Linked DNA regions of Homo sapiens: region 1 is linked to region 2. Evidence: read pairs that join two places in POLR2A ChIA-PET (ENCODE). Cell type or tissue: PC-3. All regions are shown on one strand.

What was found. ChIA-PET counts read pairs that join two places held together with the same protein. Peaks named below come from ENCODE experiments on the same cell type or tissue, not always from the same donor. Only the 100,000 strongest peaks of a DNase experiment are listed, where the experiment ranks them.
Region 1: POLR2A ChIA-PET joins it to region 2 with 5 read pairs; 2 of 35 experiments call an interaction of 5 or more read pairs at or near these places.

The regions. Positions count from the first base shown.
Region 1 is chr16:80,617,875-80,622,874 of GRCh38, reverse strand. It overlaps CDYL2 (chromodomain Y like 2), which reads left to right. Exons shown (of 7, transcript NM_152342.4): 4 at 1,940-2,112. Among named protein-coding and RNA genes, the nearest start is that of LINC01227, 48 kb to the right of the region's middle. In PC-3, no CTCF peak of the experiment used is centred here; a DNase peak (open chromatin) is centred at 2,844; H3K27ac peaks cover 1,158 bases.
Region 2 is chr16:80,827,962-80,832,961 of GRCh38, reverse strand. It overlaps ARLNC1 (androgen receptor regulated long noncoding RNA 1), which reads left to right. Exons shown (of 3, transcript NR_131948.1): 3 at 2,205-4,227. Among named protein-coding and RNA genes, the nearest start is that of CDYL2, 26 kb to the right of the region's middle. In PC-3, no CTCF peak of the experiment used is centred here; no DNase peak of the experiment used is centred here.

The sequences.
Region 1 (5,000 bases), 210 kb after region 2:
CCAAAAATAGTTGCTCATGTGATGAGGAGCTGAATAGCCGGGCTGCATGCCTTTGAAGAGCGCAAACACAGTTAGCTTTCATGGGGTGCAAACTTTTTGGTGGCAAACTCTTTACAGTCTTTTAAATGGTTTTCACAGGTGCCTTTTGAGTTGGCCTTGTAAAAGCTTCTAGGTGGGTGAGCAAGCAGCCTGCCTAATTTCCTCTGAAGTTGAGGAAAAGGGCTATGAGGGAGTTTCTGTGTGACTAAACAAGCAGATACTGAGTGTCCACCATACCCCAGGCACTGTGCTAGGCTCTGAGTATACACTGGAGAATAAGAGAGATGCAATTCCTGTCTTTATTAAAATAACAGTTGAGCAAGTGTGGACAAATAAAAGGCAGGAAACAAACAAGTAGTAGGTAAGACAGGTAAATGTATGATAAATGAAGAAAACAAATGGGGGTGCTGGGCAAGGGAGAATAGGGGGAGGAGAATAGGGTGGGTCATAAAAGGACCTTCAGAATCAAGGAGCCTGGGCAACCCCACAAGGGGTGGGGAGATTGGCATGTGCAAAGGTGATTAGGTGAATATAGGCTTGGCCCAGGGAAGACGTTCAAAGAAGGCTGCAGGGTGGTAAATGGGAGCTCTGGGCTCTCCTAGCTGCCCCACCCCTGCCTGTCCACCCCTGGGCTGGCTGCGTGCTCTGGGGCTGAGTCCTCTCCTTCTCCATAAATGGAAGGCCATGGCCAGATAGTGGGAATTTGCAGTGTCAAAGTGCATAGACTAGGCATTGTGTGAGCCAGGCCAGGGCTCAAATCCACCTCTAACACTTACCAACTGTGTGGCCTTGGACTAGTGTTACGACCCCTCTAGGCATCTGTTTCCTGGTCTGGAAGTAAGAATAGTGACCACTCACTGGTGTTGGGGAGGCTGGAACCCATGTAGCAGGGTACCTGGCCTGCAGTACATGTTCACTGCTAAGGTAGCACTTGTTGGTCTTACCACTTACCGAGGGCACCTGTGTCTATCTCCCAAATTCTGTCCTGCCCTCCACCTGCCTAAGACAAGGTCATAGAGACCTAAAAATCCTAGGGCATACATGCAGGAGACCCAAGCAGGAGATTAGGGGAACTTGTCCCATGATGGCAGGGTGGCCAGCACAGTTCTTCCATGTCAGATGGCACCTTTACTGGCATGAAGAGGAGGAACAAAATGCCTTTTATCCAGAATTCATCACTACCTCCCAGGAATGTGAACCTGCAGGTGGCCATAGCATAACCTTTCCTTTCATTTATTCTTCACTGGAGGCCTTGAGAGTGGGTCCACCCACTTATAGATGGGGACATTGAGGATGAATAACCAGCATGGCTCAGGTCCCATGGCTAGTAAGGTGCAGAGCCAGAATTTGGACCAGGGGCTTGGAACTCCAGTGGGACACTGAACCCAGGTCTGGATCTGATGCCAAAGCCCACTTGCCATGTGGCACCTGCAGGCCGTGCGGGGTATGAGCTGGAGGAAAGATGAGCAAGGATGTATAATAATTAAATTGAGTCATCTAGAGATGGCTTACATCCCTCACTTGGGCTGTGCATGGATTTTTTCCACATCTTGTAAAGGGCTAAATAAGCAAATGCCAGAACAAGATTTGCAGAGATTTACCAAGGATTGAGTGACTCCAGGCCAGGCTTCCAGATCTGCAGCCAGTGACCACACTGCCTCCTTATTAGCACTCTTCTGCCTTCTCCGGGGATGGTGCTGGAGGGCTTTGGCTATGATAAGTGTTTTTCTCCTTGCTCTGGACTCTTGCTTGTACTCAGGGGAGGCTCCCTGCACAGGCAGAAGCAGATTCCCTGGCCTCTACCCTCAGGGGGTCAGGCCTCTGGCTGTCTTGCAGTCTGAAAGCCCCAGGCTTACAGGATAGACACTTAACATCCCTGCAAATTCATCTCTGCCGGCAGATCATGAAAGAAGTCCGGCGAGCGCTCTGCAACGCAGCCACAGACGACAGCAAACTGCTGCTCCTCAGCGCAGTGGGGAGCGTGTTCTGCAGCGGCCTGGATTATTCCTACCTAATTGGCCGGTTGTCCAGCGACCGGCGAAAGGAGAGCACTCGGATTGCAGAAGCCATCAGGTGAGCTGTGCTCCTTTTCACACACCCTGGGGTCCTGCGTAGGATTACCAAGTAAAAATACAGGCTGCTCAGTTAAATTCGAATTTCAAACAACCAGGAATTTTATTTTTAGCATAAGTATATCCTGTGCAATACTCGAGGTCTGCTTACATTTTTAAAATGTTGGTTATTTATCTGAAATTCAAATTTTAATTGGGCATCCTATATTTTCATCTCTAACCATGGTCCTGCCAAAATTAGGGATGCTTTGCCCTCTAGGTTAGATCCCACTTTCATTCTTTTGATCGGAAAGATTTTTTATTTGCTATCAAGGCCTGAGTCTGGTAGTGGCCATGTGTTGTCCACACTACTCCCGCCCCTTGCCTGATGGGGAGAGTCTCTGGTTGTCTGGTTGTTTGTATGTCCCAGCACTGCCGTAGCTCAGCAGTGGGGAGGTTGATGGAGGGGTTCCCTGGGCAGCTGTGTGTTTGCAGACCCAACGGGGTACAGAGTATTTCCCCCTTTCTAATTGCCCCTGGGCAAAAGTTGGGATCCTGGCGGTGACATCCAGTCCCAACAATGAGTACCCTTTTGGGACACTGAAGGGTAGTTATTTCCCCATTCTTTATCAGTATATCAAAAGCAAGTGAGTGTCATTTCTAGACACTACGGCTGTTTAGCTGGTTTACAGCTGTCACCCAGTGTTCACCTGGCGGGTGCTGCTGTATCTTGCTTAGGAATCAGACAAGTCACAATTCAGGAATGCCCCTGGTCACATGAGAAGGAACATTTACTCCACATGGTGTCACGGAGCCTCAGGCCACAAGTCAGGGATTTTCTGGGGCCTCCAGTCTCTATGGTTCTGTGGAGGGGCCACACAGAGGGAGGCTGATTCCCACGTGGCTATAGGGGGCTTTGAGGGGTTGCTTTGTCTCTAAGAGGTGATGCTAGGATGCTCTTGTGTGTGGAATTCTGAGTCCCTCTTCAGGGTGAAGCAGCCATTGGAGCCCCTGCTCCGAAATACCCGTGTGTTTCCTGTTGCAGAATCCTTGCCAGAAGAGACATGACGAGCCTGGGCACTGTTATGTGAAAGGTGTTGTGGTTATGGAGGCACAGGCTTCCTGGCTGTGCCCACACAGTTTGCGCTTTGCGTGGTCCCAGCTATGCCCTCTCACTACTGCCTTTCCATGTATCAAAGGGGGACCACAGGATTTCCAGCGTGCTTCTCTCGTCATGCATGAGGCCACCAGAGCCCATCCAGAGAAACAAGTGCCCATTTTTGTGACCCGTGGAGCGTCAATCATGGTCTTTATCTGGTTTACACATTTCAGTGGAGGTGTTAGCTGGATTTCCAGAAGTCCAGGGAAACCTGGCTGACACAGCCCCTCGTTTTCACTCCATGCACGAGCAGCTCATTAGCATGCAGACCCCTTGTAGTGAGTTGAAGTGTGGCCCCCAAAAGATATGTCCACGTGCCAATCCCTGGAACCTGTGGAGGTGACCGTATTTGGAAAAAGGCTCTTTGCAGATGTGATTAAGTTCAGAGTCCTGAGGTGAGATCATCCTGGATTGGAGTGTGGGCTCCAGACGCAGAGAGAACTTATTTCATAAGAGGGGACACAGAGACAGGAGAAGGTAATGTGACAGAAAGGGAGAGCGTAGAGTCATGCAGCCTCAAGCCAAGGAACTCCAAGAATGGCCAGCAGCCACCAGAAACTGGGAGCGAGGCCTGACACAGCTTCTCCGTCAGAACTTCCAGAAGGAACCAGCCCTGCCAACACCTTGAGTTTGGAGTTCTGGTCTCCAGAACTATGAGAGAATACCTTTTGATTGTTTTAAACTGCCAAGTTTGTGGTGACTGTTCCCTGGGAAACTAATACAGCCTGGAAGGAAATCATTAGCAGCTCAAAGAGCCCCATCTTTTCAGGCTCTCCTCTTAGGCAAGGGCCCATCCTGACCTCTGCCCAACGTCCTCAATGGCTGCTCCTTCTGGTGGGCAGCTCTTCACCTTTGCTGGATGGGGTCTGTTAACAGATTATCCTGGACAGCTGCAGGCAAGGTGGGACTCCCAGGCCAGCCCTGGGTTGACGGTGATGAGGCTTGTCCCAGCCTGGGGAGGGCGTGGGGATCCTTCTTGCATGCAGGAATAAGGTATTGTAGCTGGGTCACTGAAGGGATGGAAGCTGAACAGAAACAGGGTACCCAGGGGGTCAGGTCTCATGATGGATTTCCCCAGAGCCCCCACCGAATGGTTCCTTCCTGTGGCTTTGCACGCCCAGTCTCTCTGGTGAGGGAAGTGTCTCCTTGACCTATCCCTGCATTTGTGTCTTAGATGTATCAAAGCTGAGGGGCAAAACCTCTTCTCCTGTCCCCATAGCCTCTACCCATTGGGGTCTGCTGCGTGGTATCTGTGCGTCTCTGGACTCTTGAGAACCAAATTCATGGAGAAAGAGGTGTCAGAGGCAGATGGGATTGAAAACATCAGCTGTAGGAGAACGTGGCTGGGGCCTGAGGCCCAAACTGGCTCCTGACTTTCCCAGCTGAGTAGTTCTGGGGAAACATGACTAGTGGAATTCAGACATTTGCCATCTCAGCGGGCAAGTGAGCTCCCCTTAGGCAGAGCACAGGGCAAGATGGCGGAGGCAGGAGGAATTCTTCTCGATGCTTCAAAGGGAGCAGAAGTTGCTAGTTCATGAACTAGCAAGGATGGGGGCGTGGGAAAGGAGATGTCCCCTGGACCACTGGTTCTCAGCCCTGACAGCACAGAGAGGCCCAAGGGAGCATTCCCAAGACCCTGATGCTTGGCAACACCCCCAGGGGACTCTGAGTTATTTAGGCTGAGGTGGGGCCAGCGCATCTTTTGATGTCAGTCGTCCTTGGTGGTTCTCAGGTGCAGCCAGGGTTGAGAA
Region 2 (5,000 bases):
GGGTTGCAAGGGCTGTTGCCAAGGCTTTCTGGTGGCATCACATGCTTCAGGAGTTGGATGAATTTTCTGTCATCTTTTGGACTCTGTCGCCTCAAGATCGCTTGTTTTGTTGCATTGCAAAGATCATGTTAGCTGTGTCTCCTTGCCGTTCTGAGAGTGCCTGGCTGCCAAACACAGTCCAAGAACTGTTGAAGAGGCCTCTTGCTAAAGGTGACAAGTTGAAGATGCCAAGGCGTTTGCTGCAGTCATTTTTCTTGCCCAATCTTTATCATCTTCCATTAGTCAGGAGTATTAATGGACAGTCCTGGAGTGTCCAAATGGCAATAATCCATCTTTTTCCCAATCCTACCAAGGGTGTTTCAATGCAGCTGTTGGAATAGTAATGTTTGTGCATTATTGCTGTTCTCAGGGTACTGTAAACTTCTCCCCCTCCTGGATCTTTGCTCACTAAATCAGCCCTAACCCTTTCTCTTCAGTCTCTTTCTCTTGACTTTCCCCTAGATCTTGCCCCTAGACCATCACTCAGCTGGTTCCTCTTCATTGCCTCCATCTTAGTTCAAATGTTTCTTCTTTGGACAGTTTGGAGTTTTGCTCCCCCTCTTCCCTGCCATTCTATAGTAGGTTTTTTTTTTCTTAAAATAGTGCATATCATCTGGGTGCGGTGGCTCATGCCTATAATCCCAGCACTTTGGGAGGCTGAGGGGGTGTATCACGAGGTTAGGAGATAAAGACCATCCTGGCCAACATGGTAAAACCCTGTCTCTACTAAAAATACAAAAAAATTACCTGGGTACGGTGATGCGTGCCTGTAATCCCAGCTACTCGGGAGGCTGAGGCATGAGAATCGCTTGGAGCCGGGAGGCAGAGGTTGCAGTGAGCAGAGATCATGCCACTGCACTCCAGTCTGGTGACAGAGTGAGACTCCGTCTCAAAAAAAAAAAAAAAAAAAAAGGTGCATATCACTACCTGTATTGGCTTGTTTAATGGCTTACTTAGTGTCTTAGTCCGTTGTGTTGCTATAAAGGAACACCTGAGGTTGGGTAATTTATAAAGAAAAGAAGTTTATTTGGCTCATGGTTCTGCAGGCTGTACGTGAAGCATGGCCAGCATTTGCTTCTGGTGAGGGCCTCAGGGAGCTTCCAGTTATGGCGGAAGGCGAAGGAGAGCTGCATCACATGGCGACAGGAAAGAACAGAGAGGAGGAGGTGCTAGGCTTTTTCTTAGTACCCAGATCTTGCCTGAACTAATAGAGTAAGAACTCACTCATAGGTATGGCACCAAGACATTCATGCATGATCTGCCCCCATGGTCCAAAAACCTCCACTAGGCCTCACCTCCAATACTGAGGATCAGATTTCAACGTGAGATTTGCAAGGACAAATACCCAAACTGTATCACTTGCTTATTATCTTTCTCCCTCTACTAGAATATAAGCTCAAGAATGACCAGGATTGCATCCGATATGCTCACCATCGTATCCTTCCCATGTACAACTGTACCCTGCACACACTAGGTTCTCAAGAAATATTCATGTAATAAGTGAATAATTGAATGAATGAATGACTAAGTGAAACTTCTCTTTACAACAAGCAAATGTAATAGCCCTTTCTAAGCTCTCATCATCCTCATTGTCCTTGGTGGATTCCCACCACACTCAGAATTCCTTTTCACCTTTCCATGCATATGAGGCCCCACCTAATCAGGTGCTGGTCTTCTTAGCTTTCTGTCTCCTACCACTTTTTGTCTTGCTTCGGGAACTCCACTGTCTTTTCTGTTATAGGAACATGCTAAGGTTATTCTTCATAGTCAAGAGCACAAGCTCTGAACCCAGCCAAATCTGTTTTTGAACTCAAGTTCCACTTATTGCTAGCTGTGTGATATTGGGAAATTCTTTATGTTCTGTAACCCTCACCTCCCTCATGTGTAAAATGGAAGTAATGATGGTACCTGTCTCATATGTGGCAACTACGTGGGGCAGCACACTCAAGGAATGAAGGAAGTTTCAGTGAATGACAACTTTATAAAGACAGTGTTGAGGCAGCCCAGTGCAGCGGTTTGGGAGCCAGGAACAGCGTGTGGGCCGGAGTGTGGCTGCAGGACAGGAGGTCAAAAATAAGGGTTGAGGGTGGAATAGGAAGACCCCGGAACGTCATCCTGGGAGCTTGAGATTTTATTCTACATTTCTCTTGTTCTTAACTATTTAGGGTGATGGATCTCTGCAGTAAGTGGAAGAGTTCTTCATGGCCCCCAAGGTTATATCCATCTAGAACTTCAGCACGTAATTTCATCTGGAAATAGTGCCTTTGCGGATATAAGTTAGGTAAAACTGAAGATGAGATCATACTGGATTAGGATGGGATCTAAATCCAATGAAAATGTCTTCATAAAAAACAGGAAAGAACCCATAGAAACACAAGGAAGAAGGTCATGTGAAGATGGAGGCAGAGATTGGAGGGATGCAGCCACCGGCCCAGGAATGCCAGCAGCCACCCAGAAGCTGGAAGGAAATGAGGGATTCTCTCCTAGAACCTTTAGAGAGAACATGGTCCTGTGAACAGCTTGATTTTGGACTTGCCCATAGCTTGTATACTCTTACTTTGGATACAATTTTATCCAAACTTGGCTAAACAGTTTCTCAGCCTATGGAAAATTTAAAATGGAGAAGATTCAACTCGATTCTTACAGATTCAAAGCAAGAAAATGATGGGAACATAGGAGGAGACCAAGAAAGCCTATAAAAAGCAAAAATATGAAGTGAACATTGTGGTAGCTTTAAGATGTTTAGTGTAGCTGCAGGCACCCTATACACATGAAAACCCCCAAGGGGAATCCCCATATCACAGTGTAGTGTGATATTTGACATTCGTGATCATCTAGAGATGTACAGAAAAGGTGAATCTGTGTTCTGTATATTCTGCCTAAGGCAAAGAAATGTTTAGCTCTCTTTAAAATAGTTCCATAATTTTTTCTAAAAAGCTTTGCTTGAAAACTGTAAGCTTCCCATATCTGGAGCATTTCACTTTAAATATTTGGATAAATATGTTATCTTCTTACTTGGACATTTCATGTGTTTAGGGATTGTCTTCTAAATTCTTCCTAATTCATATAGCTGCTAACACTTCCCGCAGAGCTAAACCATTACAGATATGAAATAAAGACCTATTGATTTGACTTACTTTTACTTGTAAAACCTTCTGAGTGTTATAACCTCATTTAATCTTTCAGCATTTACAGTTTCAAGAGTTTGTGTCACAATTAGAAGAATTCAGCTGCACCTCCAAGTGACAGCAGTTGCTCTGGTTGGTGGGTGATCTCAGGAGGCTTGAGAATTGCTTTGTCTGTGAGGGAAGTAAGACATTTTCAGAGCCCCACTTTAGAAGGTGTGAACTGGCTAGATAATGAACCCCAGGGCTAACGCTGCTATAGCAGTGGGAAGGAGGTGATGGGTTTTCAGTTTGGACCTCAAACATCAATACCCTCCTGGTACGGGGAGGAACAGAGTCCCTCCTTTACTTCTCCATTAGAAAGAATGAGATGGCAAGACAATGAAACAGGCAAAGTGAACAGAGATGCAAGACAAAATTCAGGTGAGAGAGCCAGAGCATCACTCAGCCATTCCTGACATGTAAAACAGGCAACTAGAAATTTGCAGAAAGGAAGCGAAGTCTCCATAAAGATGTTTTTAAAGTGAGCTTGAAGTATTTGGAGACAATTCAGTGTTACATAAAATCTGCAAATCTCTGGATAAAGAAGCAGAGATCCCAGCATGGGACAAATGGAGCCTCAAAAGTGGGAAGAAGACAGAGAAGACCAGGGCAGAATGCATCTCTTCCTTTCTCTTGGCTTTCCTGGATAAGGACTGCATCATTCCTGTGGAAGGACAGGCCATCAGCTCCGAAACACTGTATGTATTTTCCAGTATATACTGCTAGCTGTGTGATGTTGGGAAAATTTGTTACCCTGTCTAACCCCCACTTCCCTCATCTGTAAAATGGAAATAATGATAGTACCTACCTATCTCATAGGTGGCAACTACAAGGGGCAGCACACTCAGGGAATTAAGGAAGTTTCAGTGAACATCAACTTTATGAACACAGTGTTCATAAAGGCAGGTCAGTGCAGTGGTTTGGGAGCCAGGAGAAGCACGTGGGCCGGAGTGTGCCTGCAGGAGACAAGGTCAGAGATGTTGCTAATAATGGAGAATAAAGGATGCATTCTCATTACTGACCTTGGAGTCGTTCATTCATTCCCAGAATGTGTTTTGTCAGCTTACTAAAACACTAAGTTAAATAATCCCAGGTTTTGTTTATTATAGATACTAGGACTTAGTGGACCCAAGGTTAATGACATCCAGAGTAGACAAACATCAAGTGTGTACTGCTTCTGTGCCAAGCGTCCTTCATCTAGATGTCCATGGATCATATTTGGGAGGAATGAGGAGTTCCTGGAAATTTATATGAAATTCAGTGTAGTTGCACGTGTGCACTTTCATGGCCAGCCAACCAATAGCTTTCACTATGTTTTCCAGGATCTGTGATCCTAGTAGGGATAAACAACACAGCCTTTTAGAATACTCTCTTAAAATTTTATTATTGCCATAGTACATAAATAATATGATACTGAAGTTGTCAAAAATGCATATGAACAAAACGAAAAATTATTAATGCCAAAGACTAGTTATTCCTACAGATGTTAAATATCAAAAATTATATATGTATAAAAATACGCACACACAACTAAAATACACATTAGATATATATACAGTCATGAAGCGCTTAACAACAGGGATATGTTCTGAGAAATGTGTCATTAGATGATTTCATCAATGTGCAATTATCAGTGTACAGTATTTATGCAAACCTAGATAGCATATGTAGAGTTTTATTTATCAACATTTCTTCACATGGAAAAACAACTGTTTCAGCACCATTACTGAATATCAATCATTTCCCCTACTTGATCTGCGGTGCCAATATCAAGTACCACATATCAGGTTTCTA